Linked DNA regions of Homo sapiens: region 2 is linked to region 1. A link is an interaction called in ENCODE POLR2A ChIA-PET data of the cell type or tissue named here. Cell type or tissue: Panc1. All regions are shown on one strand. Each heading gives the region's core, and the rest is flanking DNA. Links, peaks and the distances in the headings are about the cores only.

The links. ChIA-PET counts read pairs that join two places held together with the same protein. Peaks named below come from ENCODE experiments on the same cell type or tissue, not always from the same donor. Only the 100,000 strongest peaks of a DNase experiment are listed, where the experiment ranks them.
Region 2: POLR2A ChIA-PET joins it to region 1 with 6 read pairs; 6 of 35 experiments call an interaction of 5 or more read pairs at or near these places.

What each region holds. Positions count from the first base shown.
Region 1 is chr6:155,122,322-155,132,922 of GRCh38, reverse strand. It overlaps TIAM2 (TIAM Rac1 associated GEF 2), which reads right to left. Exons shown (of 27, transcript NM_012454.4): 3 at 5,323-5,433; 4 at 2,506-3,705. The coding sequence starts at 3,699. Among named protein-coding and RNA genes, the nearest start is that of TIAM2, 130 kb to the right of the region's middle. RefSeq lists enhancers at 2,597-3,212, 4,990-5,736, 4,744-5,943. In Panc1, for the core only: no CTCF peak of the experiment used is centred there; a DNase peak (open chromatin) is centred at 5,722; H3K4me3 peaks cover 281 bases; H3K27ac peaks cover 1,133 bases.
Region 2 is chr6:155,001,842-155,012,442 of GRCh38, reverse strand. The region is part of intron 1 of TIAM2 (TIAM Rac1 associated GEF 2); the gene reads right to left. It also overlaps the pseudogene LOC100421330. Among named protein-coding and RNA genes, the nearest start is that of TIAM2, 12 kb to the right of the region's middle. In Panc1, for the core only: no CTCF peak of the experiment used is centred there; no DNase peak of the experiment used is centred there; H3K4me3 peaks cover 354 bases; H3K27ac peaks cover 740 bases.

The DNA of each region.
Region 1 (10,601 bases), core at 1,594-9,593:
GAATGATTCATACACAGCAGCCACTGGTCTACATCTGAACCAAGTGGGAACTGTCACTGAATGCAGCTCACTAGAGCCGCGTGTAAGCCAGGCCACATATACAGATGAGCAACAAACTCAGTGCACATAAGAGATGCAGAATCATTGGCTCGATGCCACCACCAATTAGGGGACACAGTGGATGACAGCTGAACACAGGTGGGCACCATAACACTTGAATCAAAAAGGCGTGGACGTTGTCCACCTGGGACTTCAGCCCTCAAGTAAGCAGAAGCTGCGTCTCCCATTATGCTCAGTGGGGATCAGTTGTTTAGGAAATGGGAGCTGAGAGAAAAAAGTCAAGGAAATCTCTACTATTTTGTGGTTTAGTCTGAAAAAGTGATGATCCAGGAGTAAAATCACTATACAAATTACTACAATATATTCAGGGATATGAAGAGGCCCTGAAAACAGGATGCTGATCATCTGTTCTTCACCTCTGTGTGAAGGAAGAGGAGGGAGAACCGAAGCCCAGCACAGGAGGGGGTGGTGGAGGCAGACACGCTATATACATCAGAAGGAAGTAACGAAAGTCAAACTTCATAAATCTGAAGCAATCTACTCAAAAAAGTTATATTATTTTCCACCCCTAAATCTCTATATAATTTTATAATTTTATGTCTATCTAGGATGCAATTCTGCTAGAGACTAACTGCCCACACAAATTCCCTTCAACTCCATGACTTATACAGAGTAATTTAAAAAGAAGCTTCTCCCCTATATAAATAATCAAAAATAAAAACAAATAACAAAACAACAACAAACTGAAAATCTAGCAATTGCCACTAATTACCTAAAAAGGCAAACTATCACTTTTCTTCCTGGTGGATAAGCCACTTTGCTCCCCCAGTAAAACTTTACATGCCATGATACAGAAGTATATTCATCATTCTTATTTTATCAGTTTTATCAGTATATATATTTTTCTATTACATGCACTTAGGTACAAGATATTTTCAGGATGCCATTAGCTATCTCCATGAGGAGGTTAAGATTACACATATAGGCCGGATGTGGTGGCTCACGCTTGTAATCCCAGCATGTTGGGAGGCCGAGGCAGGTGGATCACCTGAGGTCAGGAGTTCCAGACCAGCCTGGCCAACATGGTGAAACCCCGTCTCTACTAAAATACACAAATTAGCCAGGCATGGTGGTGCACGCCTGTAATGCCAGCTACTCAGGAGGCTGAGGCAGCAGAATCGCTTGGACACGGGAGGCAGAGGTTGCAGTGAGCCAAGATCGCACCACTGTACTCCAGCCTGTACAACGGAGCGATACTCTGTCTCAAAAAAAAGAAAAAAAAAAAAGATTACACATGTAGATATATCATCAACTTTTTTTTTTGATGTACCAACTTAAGCATAGAAATTTTAATTTCATCAGAGTAATATCAAGTTCAACAAGCCTATTCAACCAAAAATAATGACAATCTCAACTGTTTTATTTGGACTGTAAGAATGAGGTCTAGTAAAATTCTCAGATAACCAATTCTTTCAGGAATTCTCTCCAACTCTGTACTTACTTTTTTTTTTTTTTTAAAGACAGAGTCTCTCTCTGTTGCCCAGGTGTGATCTCAGCTCACTGCAACCTCTGCCTCCCAGGTTCAAGCGATTCTCCTGCCTCAGCCTCCTGAGTAGCTCGGATTACAGGCACCCGCCACCACGCCAGGCTAATTTTTGTATTTTGGGTACAGACAGGGTTTCACCATGTTGGCCAGGCTGGTCTCAAACTCCTGGCCTCAAGTGATCTGCCCACTTTGGCATCCCCAAGTGCTGGGATGACAGGCATGAGCTGCCACACCGGCTATGGCCAAGTCTTAAGATTAGGCCTGTGGAGTGCATGGAAGAGTGCAGGGACATGCACAGAACCAGAATGCTATTGACTGAACATTTGTTTCCCCCCTCCCCAAAATCCATGTTGAGGCCTTAACTACCAGTGGATGATATTTAACTGACATCTTTGAGAGGTAATTGGTTTAGAGGGGGTCATGAGGGTAGAGTCCCCATGATGGGATTAGGGTCCTTATAAGAAGAGGAAAAGAGCCTAGACCTCCTGCTCTCTCTGCCGCATGAGGACACAGTGAGAAGGCGGCTGTCTGCAGCCAGGAAGAGAGCCCTCCCCAGAATCGGACCACACTGGCACTCTGACCTCTGACTTCCAGCCTCCAGAATTATGAGAAATAGATGTCTGTTGATTAAACCAAGTCTGTGGTATTTTGTTTGCTGCCCAAGCTGACTAAGACATGGGAAGATTAAAGTTGTGGGCTAAAAGTGAAAATATCTGAAGCAAAAGAGAGAACAAACCCACACTTGAAAATGAGATGAGCCAGGCTTTCCACTGAACTCTTCACTTTTGCCAGATCACTTAAGCACCCCGACAACACTCTATGGTGGCTTCTACTAACCTTCCCCTTCTCCAGGTGGGGAAACTGTGGGGACCCTTCCCTCTGCTCTAAGGTATGCTCACCTGGAGTTTCCTTTTCTTCCTTGAGAGGCTTCCCGTCCAGTCACTGATCCGTCGCATCCTGGCTTTGAGGGAGTCCTTCTTCGCAGTATCCTCAACAAAGGCTTTGGGCTTCCGACAGGGGAGAGTGAAGGAACTGTACTGGATGGGGTCCCCGTGTGCCACTCTGGAGGGCACATCAATGTCGGAAGCAAAAGAGACACGGTTGCTCAGGCTGGCATGCGTGCCCATGTATTCATCAGAAAGGCGGATACCTGAGGGGGAGAGGCTCCCCAGGTTGGCATCTTTGTACAGTTCCCGGAGGGAGGAGAGGGAAGAGCTTTGGTTGAAAGGCTTTTTGGCATCGCCAGGTGGGAAGCTGGCATGGAGACTGGGGTCAGGCATGCCGGGGGCCAGGAAGGAGCCCTCAGCCTCGCTCAGCTCTCCAGCATTGCCCCAAGGGGAGTCGTACCAGGATGACTCAGAACTCAGGGAGCTGCCTTTGCTGGACCGCAGGCGAGAGTCCGTGGGAGAGGGGCGATGGCTGGGCAGGGAATCGGCGCTGGACCCCCTCCTGGCTTCAGGCACAGGGGAGGTTTCCGATGCTAAGGTAGGTGAGTACCTCAGCAGCTGCACCGGCTCACTGCAGTCCTCTGCAGGCACTTTGCTGGGGTTGCCACCATTGTGGAACTCGACCCTTAAACACCCATCCAGCTTCCCCAGCGTTTTGATGAGCACTCGGGGGCTCTTGCGGTCTTCGCCCGGTGGGGTGGAGGCAATGCTCTCATTCCTCCCGTAGCAGTTGAGAAGGTGTCCGTTGCAGTCTCTGGAGGTGATGTGGTTATCTGCCAGCTCGTGGCCAACAGAGTGGAAGCCATTCTCAGTTGAGAAAGCAGCACTGATGCCCTGGAAATCCTTCCCTGGGGCATTTGTCCTGTGCGTGGAGTAGGCAACACCTCTGGAGACCTTGCATGTGGGGCCACCGAGTCTCGATGCGTAAGGCTGGTTACTCTTAAAGTGAGAAAGGCAGCTTCGGGCCAGGGACCTGGACTTGTAACCTGCTCCGTTGCTTCCGTGACCCCATCCATGCAATGACTTTTCCTCTTTTGCATGAATGCCACGTATTTTCAGGGAGCAAGGAATTTGCTTAGCACCAGTAATAGTATTGCTATGATTTTTAGATCCTTGAAGGGTGTACTGACTGTCGGAGTTGCCCATTTTAACCTAAATTAAGAACAGTTGCATCAGTAAGACCGTGGCCTAAATTACATTCCATTATGACAGAACTTTCTAAAAAGAATGCCCTGCATATTACACAGCAACTTCAGTGCCTGGAAGGACTCAGAGGAGTAGGGACAAGAGTCAGTCAGTAGAACAGGCTCTCCTTATTTTGCAAGGCTGCTCATTAGCTAGACAGACAACACTGCACACCTGTCTGCTAATTATTTTAAAGACATTATTCATTATACAATATTAATTTAGAAGGCGAACAGGCATAAAAATCAGCTTATGAGAAAGATCTGCTTCAGGCTTGGTGTTGAGAGACTTTGAATGATTTTTTTTTGCTTTTTTTTTGAGACAGAGTCTCACTGTTATCATCCAGGCTGGAGTGCAGTGCCGCAGTCACAGCTCACTGCAGCCTCGACTTCCTAGGCTCAAGTGATCCTCCTGCCTTAGCTTCCCAAGTAGCTGGGACTATAGGCACGTGCTACCACTCTCAAGCTCGGGGTTTTTTTTTTTTTTTAAAGATATGGGGTCTCACTCTGTTGCTCCAGGCTGGTCTTGAACTCCTGGGCTCAAGAGATCCTCTTGCCTCGGCCTCCCAAAGTGCTAGCATCACAGGTGTGAGCCACCACACCTGACCAAACTAATGATTCTTGAAGAGAAAAATTAGGGAAAGTATCTTTATTCTGTCAGTCTAAATACACAGATCTCAGTGATCAGAGAGATACATTTTCATTATACATAAACTACTGGTAGAGCTAAAATCTCTCCACAGTATTTTGAGAGACTTTTGCTCAAAAACTATCACATTTTTATAACATGACACCAGGTACCAGGCTCTGTTGGGGCTCTAGGAATACCACAAAAGAAAAAGGCCTGGAAGTCCTCAAAAATGAGGCTGAGATGAAAAATGGGGGAAAAAATAAGAGCTCTCATTTGGGAAAGAAAAACATTTTAATAAAACTAATCTCTAGAGCTTTTGTAAAGACTTCAGGTATCTTCACTTTAGAATATGATGAGAGAAGTAAGTATGAAGCTGACTTAGAATATGGGCATCAGAAAAACTTAATATTAGACTCTTACTTCCTTGTAAAAACCCCAGTTTGCTCAAGGAGTCTATTAGTTAAGCCAAACTCAAAGTGAAAAGGGGGAGAAGGAGGGAGGGAGGAAGGGAGGAAAGAAGAAACCATCTCTTTTGATTCTGAAATAATTTTTTTGAGGTGGGATCTTGCTATGTTGCCCAGGCTGGTTTCAAACCCCTGGGCTCAAGGGATTCTCCTGCCTCAGCCTCCCAAGTAGCTGGAACTACAGGCACATGCCACCATGCCCAGCTAGTTTCTCACTCAAACCAGTATATCACTATTTTAGGTCAGTTGGAGGTGATGCTCTTCTGGTGAGATCTCCAGATATATTTAGTAGGCTTTTTATTTTTAATTCTTTTATATCTAAGAATGTGTAGCCACAAAACAGAAGTTAAATGGATTGACTTTTCTTTGGTGGTAATTATCAAATATTTTAAAACCAAAATCGCTAGCCCAAATAATTAAACCTTTACTTATTACCTTAATCACAGTCATGCAACTTGACGTGACCCCCAGGCACAAGGGTTGGGTTTACCTGACGTCTAGTTTCTGCTGTGAGGGAGGTTAGTGGTCAGTAGGCTTTACATGGTCTTGGGAGCAACACAGCACATTTAACAAGCACGCAAAGTGAGTCCATGAAGTGAGCCTGAAAAACAGAAACGCAAGAAAACTCTGTGAAGCGTTTTACTCCAAGCTCCCACAAAGTCAAAAGGAAGCCTTAACGCAAATTATATGAAGAAACAACTGGTGTCCAGGGTCACTGTCAAGGTAATAAATGAAACGTCTGTGAACCGTGTGATTCATCAGGGTCATTTGAAGCCAGAACTGCCCACCCAGTCTTGCAAAGGCCACCAACTCAACACCCAGTCTGCAGTCAAATGCATGCCTTTGTTTCAGGGGAGACCGCTCCAGTGAGTCATGCGTGGCTCATCTGTCACCATGACCAGGAAAACAACTCTCAGTCTCACAGGGCTGCAGGAGCGTCAGGCTGTGTGACGAGAGGTGGCCCTTGTTCTCTATTTGACCAAGCAGCAAAAACAAAGCCCAAAATATAACATCACAGTGAATAGTCCTTGGTTAAAATAATTTAGCTTGTAGAGGTTGACCTCATAAATGAGATTAAAAGCTTTCTCAAGCACATGTTAGCAGGGGCAAGAGGTCCCCCTCTGAGGGATAAGGCAGGGCTTCTGAAAGGGAGGAGGACTGGCTGAGATGGGGAGGCTCCCCTCTGGCCGTGCTCACTGCTGGACACGAAGCCACAGACACGGGAAGCAGAGGGGTGAGGCCTTAATAGTGACTTTTTGTTCCTTTAAAAAAAAAAAAAAAAGTTTATTTGTAATTGTGGTCAAACATGGATAACATAACATTTTCCATCTTACCATTTATTTATTTATTTATTTATTTGAGACAGAGTTTTGTTCTTCTTGCCCAGGCGGGAGTGCAGTGGCACAATCTCGGCTCACTGCAACCTCCGCCTCCTGGGTTCAAGCGATTCTCCTACCTCAGCCTCCTGAGTAACTGGGATTACAGGCACGCACCACCACGCCCAGCTAATTTTGTATTTTTAGTAGAGACAGGGTTTCTCCATGTTGGTCAGACTGTTCTCAAACTCCCGACCTCAGGTGATCTGCTCACCTCAGCCTCCCAAAGCGCGGGGATTACAGGCGTGAGCCACCGCGCCTGGCCCATCTTACCCATTTTTAAATGTACAGGGCAGCAGTAAGTACACTGTTGTACAACCGTCACCGACATCCATCTTCAGAACTCTTTCCATCTTGCAGAACAGAAACTCTGCACCCATTAAACAGCAATTCCCCGGTCCCACAGCCCCTGGCAACTGTCATTCTACTTTCTGCCTCTATGAATTTGAGGACTCTAGATACCGCATATAAGTGAAAGCATTTGTCTTTTTGCAACTGGCTTATTTCACTTAGTATAATGCCCTCAAGTTTCATCCACGTGGTAGCAGATGTCAGAATTTCCTTCCTTGTTAAGGCTGAATAGCATTCTATTACATGTGCATGCCACATTTTGTTTATTCATTCATCCCATGGAGAGACACTTGGGTTGCTTCCACCTCTTGGCTATTATGAATAATGCTGCTATGACCATGGGTGTTTAACTAGCTCTTCCAGACCCTGCTTTCAATTCTTTATGATATATACCCAGAAGTGGAAATGCAATAGCATTAGGTTATTCTATTTTTATTTTATTTTTAGAAAATAAACTATTTATTGTCATAAGCACACCACTTAGGTTATTCTATTTGTAATTCTTTTTTTTTTCTCTCTTTTTTTGGAGACAGAGTCTTGCTCTGTCGTCCAGGCTGGAGTGCAGTGGCACAATCTCGGCTCACTGCAACCTCCGCCTCCCAGGTCCAAGTGACTCCCCTGCCTCAGCCTCTCAAGTAGCTGTGATTATAGGCGCGCACCATTGCACCAGATAATTTTTCTGATTTTAGTAGAGACAGGGCTTCACCGTGTTGGCCAGGCTGGTCTCGAACTTCCGGCCTTAAGTGATCCACCCACCTCAGCCTCCCAAAGTGCTGGGATAACAGGCGTGAGCCACCGCGCCCAGCCCTATTTTTAATTCTTTACAGAACCGCCATACTGTTTTCCGCAACAGCTGCACCATTTTACATGCTCACCAACAGTGCAGCAGAGTTCCAATTCCTCCACATCCTCACCCATGCTTGTTATTTTCTGTTTTTCGACAGCAGTTATCCTAATGGACATAAGCAGTATCTCATTATGGGTTTCATTTGCATTTCTCTAATGATAAGTGATATTGAGCCATCTTTTTCATGTGCTTATTGGCTACTGTATATCTTCTTAGGAGGGTTCAATGGCACCTTTTATTTTTTTTGAGACAGAGTCTCACTCTGTTACCCAGGCTGGAGTGCAGCGGTACAATCTCGACTCACTGCAACCTGTGCCTCCCGGGTTCAAGTGATTCCCCTGCCTCAGCTTCCTGAGCATCTGGGATTACAAGTGCCCGCCACCACACCCAGCTAATTTTTGTATTTTTAGTAGAGACGGGGTTTCACCATGTTAGCCAGGCTGGTCTCGAACTCTCAGGTGATCCACCTGCCTCGGCCTCCCAAAGTGCTGGGATTACAAGCATGAGGCACCACACCCGGCCTCAGTGGTGACTGTTACAGTTAGTGGGAGGAGAAGCAAGACACTGGAGCTAGGTTCCTCTAACAAAGACAAAGACAAATCTCCTGCCTGAGTCTATCCACGCAGATACATTTTAAATTAAAAAAAAAAAAAAAAGTCAAATAGATTTTCCACTTGGCCATTGGCAGGAAATCCAATAGCTCAGCCTCTAATTAATGAGGACTGAGAAGGTGGCTGCTATACTGCCGGCACCCTACCTTTTAGTAGGCAGCTGTGTCACACGTCTAAAAAGGGGATAGCAACTGCTAGACTTGCCACTAGAACCTGGCCCCATCTCACACATGGGGCTGGACCACAAGAACCCCACCTTTTAAAAGTCCAAAACCAGCTGGGTGTGGTGGCTCATGCCTGTAATCCCAGCACTTTGGGAGGCCAAGGCAGGGCAGATCACCTGAGGTCGGGAGTTCGAGACCAGCCTGATCAACATGGAGAAACCCCGTCTCTACTAAAACTATAAAATTAGCCAGGCATGGTGGTGCATGCCTGTAATCCCAGCTACTCAGGAGGCTGAGGCAAGAGAATCACTTAAACGCCAGAGGCAGAGGTTGCGGTGAGCCGAGATTGTGCCGTTGCACTCCAGCCTGGGCAACAAGAGCGAAACTCAGTCTCAAAAGAGAAAAAAAAAGTTCAAAACCTGGCTGGGCATGGTGGCTCAAGCCTGTAATCCCAGCACTTTGGGAATCCGAGGCAGATGGAGCACTTAAGCCCAGGAGGTCAAGACCAGCCTGGCCAAAATGGTGAAACTCCATCTCTACTAAAACTACAAAAAAATTAGCTGAGTGTGAGGGCACACACCTGTAATCCCAGCTACTTGGGAGGCTGAGGTGGGAGAATTGCTTGAATCGGGAGGCAGAGGTTGCAGTGAGCTGAGATCAAGCCACTGGACTCCAGCCTGGGTGACAGACGCAGCAAGACTGTCAACTCTGTCTCAAAAATGATGATGATAATAATAAATAAACAAATAAATAAAGTTCAAAGCCTGAGCTGTTGAACCTTAGCTACCCTTTCATTTTTTAACTGAGGGAACTACAAATGGCCAGAGAAGCTCCTGGCTGCTGCCACTCAGACTGTCACAGTGAGTGGATCAGAGTGAGCCTTCATTTGTTTCCTTTTGTAAAGACCAAGGTCCAGCGAAGACACTGGAGGCGAAAGGCTCCCGGCCGCTCACTCCTCAACCACCTCTCTTTGTCAGCCCTCCCGAGCTGCAGCACACACAGCACAGGCCCTGAGCTCGCCAAAACCAGCGGACAAAACTGCGATTGAGTGGCCGACTGTGTCAGCCACTCACAGACACACAAAGAGGCCAGAATTCAAAGCCGCAGAATCACTCCCAGGTGGAAGTTTCTGCCCCAGCGGCAGGTTAGAACCTAAGCTCATCTTACTACTTTTGCAATTAAATAGCTTAATTTTTTTATTTCATGGGATATTTCTAAAAACACAGGAGACCCCCATCCTCTACTGGATGCTGTGCACTCAAGGCCTAGCACCTGGAGGCTCATATAAGCACTCAATAGACACCTGTGGGACCAAATGACAGCAATTCATGTGCTACACAGTTGATGCGGACCCCAGACCAAGGGCGGGAATCCTCCTTACTGGGTATGACAGAAAGACTGGTATATCAACTCACGAGGATACATTTCCATAATTAAGATAGAGAAAAGCAAACAGGGAGTGACAGAAATATAGAACAAAGTGCATTTTCACATATGCATAATGCTGACCAAATGTGCAATGTTGGGTCAATCCTGGCAGGGAAGAAAAAAAAAAACAGCCTTAAACAGTAGGAGGAAGAATTTATCCAATATTTATGAGAAATTTATTGACAGGAAGGATACTCCCTGAGGGAAGCTAAGTAATTATTGTCCCTGAGGAATTTGACAAATTGAACAGATATTTTTCTGTCATGCTTCAGCTATGATTTTTGTCTGGAAGCAAGGGAATATTTAAGGCAAATGTTCAGTAACCTCTGGCCCCCTGACTCCTTTACTAAAGGAATTTTATGATATTCAAGTTTAAAAACTATTTTAGTTAATAGAAAGGGGGCTGAAAAAAATTTAAAAAACAACAGATTTCATTCATGTAAACTCTTCAAAAAAAAAAAAAAGTACTTTAAAAGGGCCTGGTGTTTACAAATAGCAAAAGTATGTATACGTACAGTCACCCGCAGCAACCCCTGTGAAGGTTTTCTAACCTGCAGGAAGAGATATGAAGTATAATAACGTGTGGCGAGGCCCAGGGCTGGTAGAGACGTAATTTAAGTGAAGTCACTCTGGAATAATGTGGCACCAAGAATGTGTATAGTTAGCAAACATTTTATGCTGTGTACAAACTTTTTTATAATTATTTTTTATTTACGGGACAATTATAATAAATATTGGAATTTTAAAAAACTTATCACAATGACATGGACCTAGAACAAAAAAAAAAAATCCTACCATCCATTCTCCATTCCCTCCCAATCCCCAAAATCCTACCTTCCATTCTCCATTCCTTCCCAATCCCCAAAATCCTGCCTTCCATTCTCCATTCCCTCCTAATCCCCAAAATCCTACCTTCCATTCTGCATTCCCTCCCAATCCCCAAAATCCTACCTTCCATTCTCCATTCCCTCCCAATCCCCAAAATCCTACCT
Region 2 (10,601 bases), core at 1,032-9,031, 120 kb after region 1:
TGATTTTTGTTTTTAAACCTCACTCCACCCAACACAAAAGTAGCAAATGTGCTTTCTGTAAGACTACATTGAGTCAAAAGCTCAAAAGTGAGAAAAATCAAAATACTGTTAAGGATTATCATTCCCTTCCTGCTCTGTGGACTTACTTTTGCTCAGTGAACTCTCATAGTAAAGAACAGGATAAGAAATGTGGGCCGTACAGTACAAAATGAAATATGACAACGCAAGGGGTGGAGAAAAACAAGGTTTGAACATAAACTGTTTGTAATAAACTGGCCATAAGGAAAGATGAACTCTTTGAAATTGTAGGCTCTATTCAAACACTGTATGTTATTTATTAACTACTCCTTTTTTTCTTTCTATAAAGAAATTCAGTACAGCATCAGCTTTGATATATTTACAATACTTCTCTTGGAGGAAATCCAGAGTCTACATTTGGTCTTAAAAGAAGTTTCTTCCTACATGGAAGCTATCTCAAAAAGCCAAAACACACACTCAGAAAAGCTGAGCCTCTCGTTAACATTTTCCAAGCATACAGTAGCTACGCACCATCTGGCACCCACCAAAACCCCTCCAAAAGTATCAAAAGACTGCCAACGCCTCTCTGCATTTACAAGAATAATTCCTGAAAAAGTGTCTGTTTGCAGAAGAATTTCACTTCCAGTGATATGCTGATCAAAAGTTTACTGTCTCCCCATAAGAGAGTTGACTGGTTTTAGTGACTTGGCCAAATATCAAAATAGCTGTAATTAAATGGAATTGTGAGAGCCAGATGAGGTATAAAAACTGAGGGTGATCCCAAAGGAACTAAAATTATGCTTAGCACATGTTTAAATTATATACCAGTCACAGGGCAAACCATTGTCAGACACTCTGAGGAGAAAAATAGATCAATATGACCGAAGGAAGTGTGCATTGAGACAAGCTGTTTCATTGTTCAGAACTAAGACTGACTGAAGTGATCGTCTAAGTTTTTCAAAATAAATATCTCACACTCAGTTATTTTGCTATGATATGAAAATTGAGAAGCCACAGGATCTCAATACTGTTCATTAGGATTATAAATGGAAACAAACTCATGGAAGGCAGCAGCTATGTAGGTCAGGTCCAAGGGAGAAATTTTCTAATTCAAAAGATAAGCACAGATTAAATGATCGCCTGTCCAAAAGGTCTCCTAACCAGTGTCAATTCCATAACTACCCCTCCACTCCTGAAAGTGAGGAGTTGTAAAGACCCCTAGAGTCTTACAAATTGCATAACCGCCTGAAATATCCTAAGAATCCCTTTGGTTTGGCTTGGTTTTGGTTTTGGTTTTGGTCATTCCATGTTACAGAGGACTCACTCAACATTACCAAGGACTGAAAAGAACAGCTCCTAAATTTAATTTTTTTTTTTTTTGAGACAGAGTTTCACTCTTGTCACCAAGGCTGGAGTGCAATGGCTCGATCTCAGCTCACCACAACCTCCGCCTCCCGGGTTCAAGCGATTCTCCTGCCTCAGCCTCCCGAGTAGCTAGGATTACAGGCGCATGACACCACATTTGGCTAATTTTTGTATTTTTAGTAGAGACAGGTTTCACCATCAGGCCCAGCACTTTGGGAGGCCGAGGCGGGCGGATCACCTGAGGTCAGGAGGTCGAGACCGGCCTGGCCAACATGAGCCACCGCGCCTGGCCTAAATTTAATTTTTGTAAGCTGGGCGCAGTGGCTCATGCCTGTAATCCCAGCACTTTGGGAGGCCGAGGCGGGCGGATCACCTGAGGTTGGGAGGTACCAGCCTGACCAACATGGAGAAACCCCGTCTCTACTAAAAATAGAAAATTAGCCGGGCATGGTGGCGCATGCCTGTAATCCCAGCTACTCGGGAGGCTGAGGCAGGAGAATGGGTTGAACCCAGGAGGCACAGGCTGCAGTGAGCCGAGATCGTGCCATTGCACTCCAGCCTGGGCAACAAGAGCGAAACTCCATCTCAAAAAAATAAATAAATGAAAATTAAAATGGGTTAAATTATTTCAATTCAATTACACATACCAGCTGCACACAAAGATCACAGCCACATCAGTGTTACCCAAACCCTTTACCCCATTTCTTTTCTTACTAGAATTTCCCCAGTTCTACTAGAAATGAGCTGTGGATCTTTTATGAGCTGTTGCTACCATGAAAATCTCAAGCTAATTTATTGCCTACCTATTTATATATCCTAAACATAGCTTCTTATATCAAAAGGCACAACCTCAAAGTCATAAGTCTTCCGCTTAGATTCTTTCCACTCTCTAACAGTCTACAGTTTCAAGAGTATACAGAATCTGGCCAGCCGTGGTGGCTCACGCCTGTAGTGCTAGGACTTCGGGAGGCTGAGGCACACAAATCACTTGAGGCCAGGAATTCAAGACCAAAACCCCATCTCTACTAAAAATACAAAAATTAGCCAGGTGTGGTGGCGGGCGCCTGTAGTCCCAGCTACTCAGGAGACCGAGACACGAGAATGACTTGAACCCAGGAGGTGGAGGTTGCAGTGAGCCGAGATTGCACCACTGCATTCCAGCCTGGGTGACAGAGTGAGACTCAGCCTGGAAAAAGAGAAAAAAAAAAGAGTATACAGAATCAGAGAAAGCTATGGGTGCGAGGGACCTTAGAAATCCTCTCTTCCACTGGATTCACAACTGTATTAGGTCCTTCAGAGGGGCCCAAGGGGCCTTCTGTCCCTTACAACTGCGTAATTAATATAATTTCCATTTCATCCCTTTTGTATATTATATATTTGGGTCTTGGTTTCACGTAAGTCGTAGTTTGGAACAAAGGATTCCTCTGATTTTCAAGAAAATCACTAATACTGCCTGGACCAAGAGGTATATACAAACCCAGACCCTGAGAAGCTGAATGACGTCTACGGATCCACATCTCCACTCAGTATAGACCAACACTGAGCCTCCAGAACACAGTCTCTCCAAATGCGGCCCCAGATCAGCCACAGTGGCAGCATCACCTAGAAACATCATAGAGATGCAAATTATCAGGCCGAACTCAGATCTTCTGAGTCAGGGCCAGGCATGGTGGCTCACACCTGTAATCCTAGAACTTTGGGAGGCCAAGCCAGGCAGACCACCTGAGTTCAGGAGTTCAAGACCAGACTGGGCAACATGGTGAAGCTCTATCTCTACTAAAAATACAAAACCTAGCCAGGCATGGTGGCTCACGGCTGTAGTCTCAGCTACTCAGAAGGCTGAGGTGCAAGAATCGCCCGAACCCTGGAGGTGGAGGCTGCAGTGAGCCAAGATTGTACCACTACACTCCAGCCTCGGTGACAGAGCGAGACCCTGCCTCAAAAAAAAAAAAAAAAAAAAAAAAAAAAGATCTTCTGAGTCAGAAACAGAGGACAGGACCCAGAGATTTATGCGTTAGCAAGCCCTCCAGGTGATTCTGATGCCCTGAAGTTTGAGAACCTCTGTTCTGGAACAATACCTAATGTGCTTTCCATTATGCTCTTCCTCTCCTATTTCAATCCTACAACTCCAAGGCAGTACATGCTAAGCAACTGCCCCAAAACACTGAACCTAACTACAGATTCACCCACTGAAAACACAAACACATCACAGTAAGGTTTCCAAACACTGCTACAGTACAGTCAGCGCATTTTTCTTTTCTCACAATACAAACATCCACATCCAAAAGGGTCAAATAAAAGTTTGAGTTTCAAGGAATAATTCAAGAGAGTGGAATATACGTACATTCCAGACACTGAGCCTCAGAAGAACTGAGTGATGCTGAGAAATTTACTTCCAGCTTCTCTGGGCACACTGCCTGCGGGGTAGCCCTGCTCTGCAAGGAGCAGGTTAAAAAAAAAAAAATTATTTCCAGAAAAGGAAGGTCCCTTAGACTATCAGTGACCACCAGTGAGTACCAAAGAGACAAAACTTGGCAATATTACTAAATGGAGACAGCTCCTTCCAGGAAAACCTGGTTCAGAGACCTGGAAATGAGTAGGAAAGTGACTGTGTTTCACCCCTAGCCTGAGGCAATTGATTTCTCTGTGCCTTATATTTCTTGAGGTTTGAGGTATATGTTCGTCATGTGCACAGGTGATTTTGCTGACTTTCTGCGTAATATATACATAAGAGGCACTATCCGGACTAACCACTAACTGTAAGCCACATCTCAGTGTCATGCTATTTTAGCAAATTTTAAGAATGCCAAATGAGAAATTACAACAAACACAGTTTTCAAGTGTGTCATATTATCATCTATCACACACAGAAATATAAATGTACTTTTATATCTTGAAATTATTCAAGAATTTTCAATGCACTCTATAAATGTTTAGAGATTTTCCTTTAGACAATGGAAAAAGCCATATGATGTATTATTTAAGGTCGACAATTACATATGTACGTGTCCACATATTTCGGAACAACCCACTTGTTGGTTTGCCGAAAATTCCAACTGTTGGCTGCCAACTCTGTACACTCCACGCCTTAGTGAATTTTCTAATGTGATTTATCAAGCTATCAAAATTTAGCTTCAGTGACAGACAGCTTTTCAGAAAATGCCACGCTGCAGTGACATTCTCTTCTCGACACACACCAAGACTCCTGCAATGGCAACCATCCGACGGGCTCAATTTCCTCACACGTTTAGACTAATGGCCAGGGTGAAACTGATGACAGTCTGACTTAGTGACATCCCCAGATTTTTTAAGACAGGTCATTTTAAAATTCCAATTACATGGTAAACTGAAATAGAACTAAGCAAAGTCCTGCCTGTTGGTATCCCTCAGGAAATGGCCTTTATTGAAGAGACAGAAATGCTTTCTCACTAATATTCATTACAAAATGATGTTTTTAAGTAACCTGACATTTTACCTAATCGTTTTCACTGTCAGTATGCTTATAACTAATATATTCAACAAACCTCTTCTTTAGAAACCAGATGTTTTCCTTAAAAATTTCCTTAAGAATGGCGTGAACCCGGGAGGCGGAGCTTGCAGTGAGCCGAGATTGTGCCACTGTACTCCAGCCTGGGCGACAGAGCGAGACTCCCTCTCAAAAAAAAAAAAAGAAAGAAAGAAAGAAAAAGAAAAATGGTTCCTGTCAAACCATGGATCACCCTGAAATAAGAAAACCTGTGCTGCATTTATATGTGACTGGCCTACAAATCTCTTGCCCATCTCTGGCAAGTTAACTAACATGGTTAGATCCTCACAATCCTATGCAAGCCTATGCAAAGGGGCATCATGCAGGGAAAAGAGACGGGAAGAGAGACCTTGACTCCACTCCCCCACACCCTCCACACACTGAATGCCCTACAAGCGCAAGTCTTACTTTATTTAGGGCAGTTTCTCAAAGTACGATCAAAAAGCCAGTAGCAGACCAGCCGCAGTGGCTTACACCTGTAATCCTAGTAGACCAGCCTGAGCAACATGGCAAGACCCTTTCTCCACAAAAAATACAAAAATTGGCCGGGCACAGTGGCTCATGCCTGTAATCCCAACACTTTGGGAGGCCAAGGCAAGTGGATCACTTGAGGTCAAGAGTTTGAGGCCAGCCTGGCCAACATGGTGAAACCTCATCTCTACTAAAAATACAAAAAAATTAGCTGGGTGTGGTGGTGGGCACTTGTAATCCCAGCTACTCAGGAGGCTGAGGCAGGAGAATCGCTTGAACCCGGGAGGTGGAGGTTGTGGTGAGCCGAGATCACGCCACTGCACTCCAGCCTGGGCAACAGAGTAACACTGTGTCTTTTTTTTTTCTTTTTTTTTTTTTTTGGTGGGGGGAGGTGGGGGAGACAGTCTCTAAAAATGTCGCCCAGGCTGATGTGCAATGGCACAATCTCAGCTCACTGCAACCTCCGCCTCCAGGGTTCAAGAGATTCTCCCACCTCAGCCTCCTGTGTATTTGGGATTACAGGCATGCGCCACCACACCCGGTAATTTTTGTATTTTGAGTAGAGACAGGGTTTCACCATGTTGGCTAGGCTGGTCTCGAACTCCTGACCTTGTGATCCACCCACCTCAGCCTCCCAAAGTGCTAGGATTACAGGCATGAGCCACCATGCCCGATCGAGACTCCGATTTGAAAAAAAAAAGTGCCTTGAGCCCTGGGTGTTACTGCAGCTCTGCCACAGGACTTATGTCCTCTGCTGCCCTGATTATAAACATCTTCTTTACTTGTTTGTCCCTACCACTAGAGTGTGGGCAGCATTAGAGTGTATCTGGTTCCCCACTGACCTCAACGTCAGGGACTTGGTAGGCACTCGGTCACTGATCACCAGCTCTGCCGTGGGTCGGCCTCCCATCTGTAAAACTAATCAGGCAGCACTGCCTCCAGGACCCCGGGGGGCTACACGTGGGAGCCTCCCTGCCCTCTACTCCTCGAGGCTCGAGGACCCAGAGGCAGGCGGCTCGATCCAAGAACTAGTCAGTCAGTGGCTCCTCCTTACCCACCCTTTTCTCCAGTGACTTTTTCAAATGATTCAAATTCCTTGAAAGTAAAGAATCTGGCCAGGTGCAGTGGCTCACGCCTGTGATGCCAGCACTTTGGGATGCCGAGGCAGGCAGATCACCTGAGGTCGGGAGTTCAAGACCAGCCTGACCAACATGGTGAAACCCCATTTCTACTAAAAATAGAAAAATTAGCTGGGCGTGGTGGCAGGCGCCTGCAATCCCTCAGGAGGCTGAGGCAGGAGAATCACTTGAACTCGGGAGGCAGAGGTTGCAGTGAGCCGAGATTACACCATTGCACTCCAGCCTAGGCAACAAGAGCAAAACTCCATCTCAAAAAAAAAAAAAAAAGTAAAGAATTCTCACAGTGCCAGGTGAGGTGGCTCACCCCTGTAATCCCAGCACTTTGAGAGGCCAAGGTGGGTGGATCACTTGAGGTCAGAAGTTCAAGACCAGCCTGGCCAACATGGTGAAACCCCGTCTCTAGTAAAAATACAAAAATTAGCCAGGCATGGTGGTGCACACCTGTAGTCCTAGCTACTCAGGAGGCTGAGGCAAGAGGATTGCTTTAACCTAGGAGGTGGAGGTTGCAGTGAGCCGAGATCGTGCCACTGTACTCCAGCCTGGGCAATAGAGCTAGACTCCATCTCAAAAATAAAAAATAAAAAACAAAAACAAAAACAAAAAACTCTCTCAGGGTCTCTCCAAGATTCCTGGCCCTCTGGCATAGCCTGTACTCAGGATGCCTGGCCTGCTTCCAGACGGAATTCCTCATTTTTATTGTGGAAAGACAGGCAGGCCTCCAGGGTGGAGGTGAAAGGGGAAATGAGGGACAAGCTGCTGATGAGCTACTCCTCCCTCCTCAGGCTGCCAGGCTAATTGGAGAGAGCCTTGCCTTGGGCAACCTGACCTCCATTACCATCCTCCAAGCCTTCTACTCTGGTGCAACTGACCATCCACTGGCTCATCATGGGTTACTCCATGACTGCCTTCTGCCTCTTCACATGGGGCAAATGGCTTAAGGTAAGTGAAGGCCTGCCTGGGAAGCTGAGAGGGACTCACTGCAAACTCTGGCAGTGAGGGATGCTCCAGACTGTGTGCCCACCTCAGCGACCTCTCCCCACTCTATAAATCCATCTTGGGCACATCTTCTTTTGGAGCCTACTATATTTACAAAGCAATGGTACCAAAGAAAGAGGAGTTAAAGGTGATGCAATAGTCTATTCGCCTGGTAAGTAAATGTCCTACAGCTAAGCTCAAAATACCAGGTTACATAACAGAGTAACAGACTTGGAAAAAAAGATGGTATTAAGAGGCCGGGCGCAGTGGCTCATGCCTATAATCCCAGCACTTTGGGAGACCGAGGCGGGCAGATCACAAGGTCAGGAGATTGAGGCCATCCTCGCTAACACGGTGAAACCCCGTCTCTACTAAAAGTACAAAAAATGAGCTGGGCGTAGTGGCGGGCGCCTGTAACAAGTCCCAGCTACTCGGGAGGCTGAGGCAGGAGAATCGCGTGAACCCAGGAGGTGGGGGTTGCAGTGAGCCAAGATCATGTCACTGCACTCCAGCCTGGGTGACAGAGCAAGACTCCATCTAAAACAAACAAAAACAGAAAGATGGTATTGGAAATTTGGGGTGAACTCCAAGGATTAGCCTGGCTACTACATACAGAGTATGGGCCTTGACTACTCTGACTTACTGAGGCACACTAGGAAGACTCTGGAAAGACTACAGACCAGGAGCTAGAAGTGACTCTGACCAGCCTTCCAATCAAACATCTTGTCTTGCAGGTAGCCTACAGCAGGACTGGTGCAGAAATTACTCATCACAGCTAGGCACGGTGGCTCATGCCTGTAATCCCAGTACTTTCGGAGGCCGAGGCAGGCAGATCACCTGAGGTCAGGAGTTCAGGACAGCCTGGCCAACAGGGCAAAACCCCATCTCTACTAAAAATACAAAAAGCAAAGGCACTGATAAAAGTCACATAAGTGCAAAACATCTCACACAACAGACTCAACAGAATGCACTTTTCTGGGGGGAGTTGGGAGAGATGGAGTCTCGCTCCGTCAATCTTGGCTCACTGCAACCTCCATCTCCCAGGTTCAGGTGATTCTCCCTGCCTCAGCCTCCTGAGTAGCTGGGAGTACAGGCAGCTGCCACTACACCCAGCTAATTTTTGTATTTTTAGTATAGACAGGGTTTCACCATGTTGGCCTCCTCCCTGCCCCACCGTGGCAGCTGCGGTGGTAGCAGCACATACACAATCACAGTAAATTGGCAGAGGAAACACACAACCGATTCCTGGCTAGAGGGGGAGAGATAAGGCAGTGTGCATGGGGGAGCCGAGAGGGGAGATGTGGGCCCCTCTGCTCCTCCCACAAGAGTGTCCCCTTTGGCCCCGGTGGAGACTTGGCCCACAGCTGAGGCACAGCTGGGAGCGTCGAGTCTTCCACCTCTCTGACTTTTCTGTTCTCTGGGGCCAGGGAGGCTGTGAAAATGGGGACAAGTAATTTCTTTTCTTTTTTGAGACAGAGTCTCACTCTGTTGCCTAGGCTGAAGTGCAGTGGTGTGATCTCGGCTCACTGCAACCTCTGCCTCCCGGGTTCAAGTAATTCTTGTGCCTCAGCCTCTTGGGTAGCTTGGATTACAGGCGTGCACCACTACACCTGGCTCCCTCAAATGTTTAGGTGACCTGCCAAATGGGTAAAAGGTATATTCCACAACAGAATCTAGAGCTGTTAATATCCAATACAATAACCTTGCCACAATTCCACGCTTCGGAAAAAAACGGATCAACCTTTATGTATTTTAACTTTCAGCACTTTGTTATTGATAAAGTCCATTTAGAGAGTCAAATATTTGGCAAAGGGTCTCTCAATCTCATAATCATATTATAATACTTTTAAAAACAATTTCAATGAACACTTCACACATTCTGTCAACCACCATTTAAGAGTGTTCACTAAAGCACCAGGCTGGATATAAAAGTGGTACAAAAATAAAACAAGCATGGCTGGGCTCAGTGGCTCACACCTATAATCCCAACACTTTGGGAGGCCAAGGAGGGCAGATCACCTGAGGTCAAGAGTTCGAGACTAGCCTGGTCAACATGGTGAAACCCTGTCTCTACTAAAAAAAAAACACACACACACAAAACTTAGCTGGATGTGGTGGTGGGTGCCTGTAATCCCAACTACTTGGGAAGCTAAGCCAGGAGAACTGCTCGAACCCTGGAGGCAGAGTTCGCAGTGAGCTGAGATCATACCACTGCACTCCAGCCTGAGCAACAGAACGAAACTCCGTGTCAAAAATAAATAAATAAATAAATAAAACAAGCAAAGCACTCCCTGTGTGATGGAGAAGTCATCAAGAATTAAATATTATATGATGAATGCAACAATTGATATAGACACAAGTACCTAAGAAGCAACTCAGATGGAAGGCTTTTCTGGGTCTCCGTGGATGACTGGGGGTTAACCAGACAGGGAATAATGCAAGGAAAAAAATGACAGAAAGAAATAGAAAACACTTAGTGAACTTTCTCATTTCGTCAGGCCAGGTTCTAAGCATATTATGCTAATTTTATTTTATTTTGAGACGAGGTCTTGCTCTGTCACCCAGGCTGGAGTACAGTGGCGTGATCATGGCTCACTGTTGCCTCGACCTCCTGGGTTCAAACAATCCTCCCATCTCAGCCTCCTTAGTAGCTGGGACTACAGGCATATGCCACTATGCCCAGCTAATTTTTGTATTTTTTTTACAGAGACAGGGTCTTACTATGTTGCCTAGGCTGGTCTCAAATACTTGGCCTCAAGTGATCATCCCGCCTCAGCCGACCAAAGTGCTGGGATTATGGGCGTGAGCCACTACACCCAGCTGTATTATGTTAATTCATTAATTTCTCAATCCTCAAAACAATATTCTAAGAAGGCGCTGCTGTCATCCTTCTTTTAGAGATGAAAATCTTAAGGCACAGAATGCTCTTTACTAGACAACAACAATATAATTTTTTTGAATTTTAAAATAACACAAAATATTGCACTAAAATTCATCACTATATTTTAAAAGCAATGAGAATCCTTCACTTTCACCAGCATAAGGAAAGATTTGCAAGCTTATTTATTAAGCCATTTCCCAAACTACTGACAAAAGAAGCTTCAAAA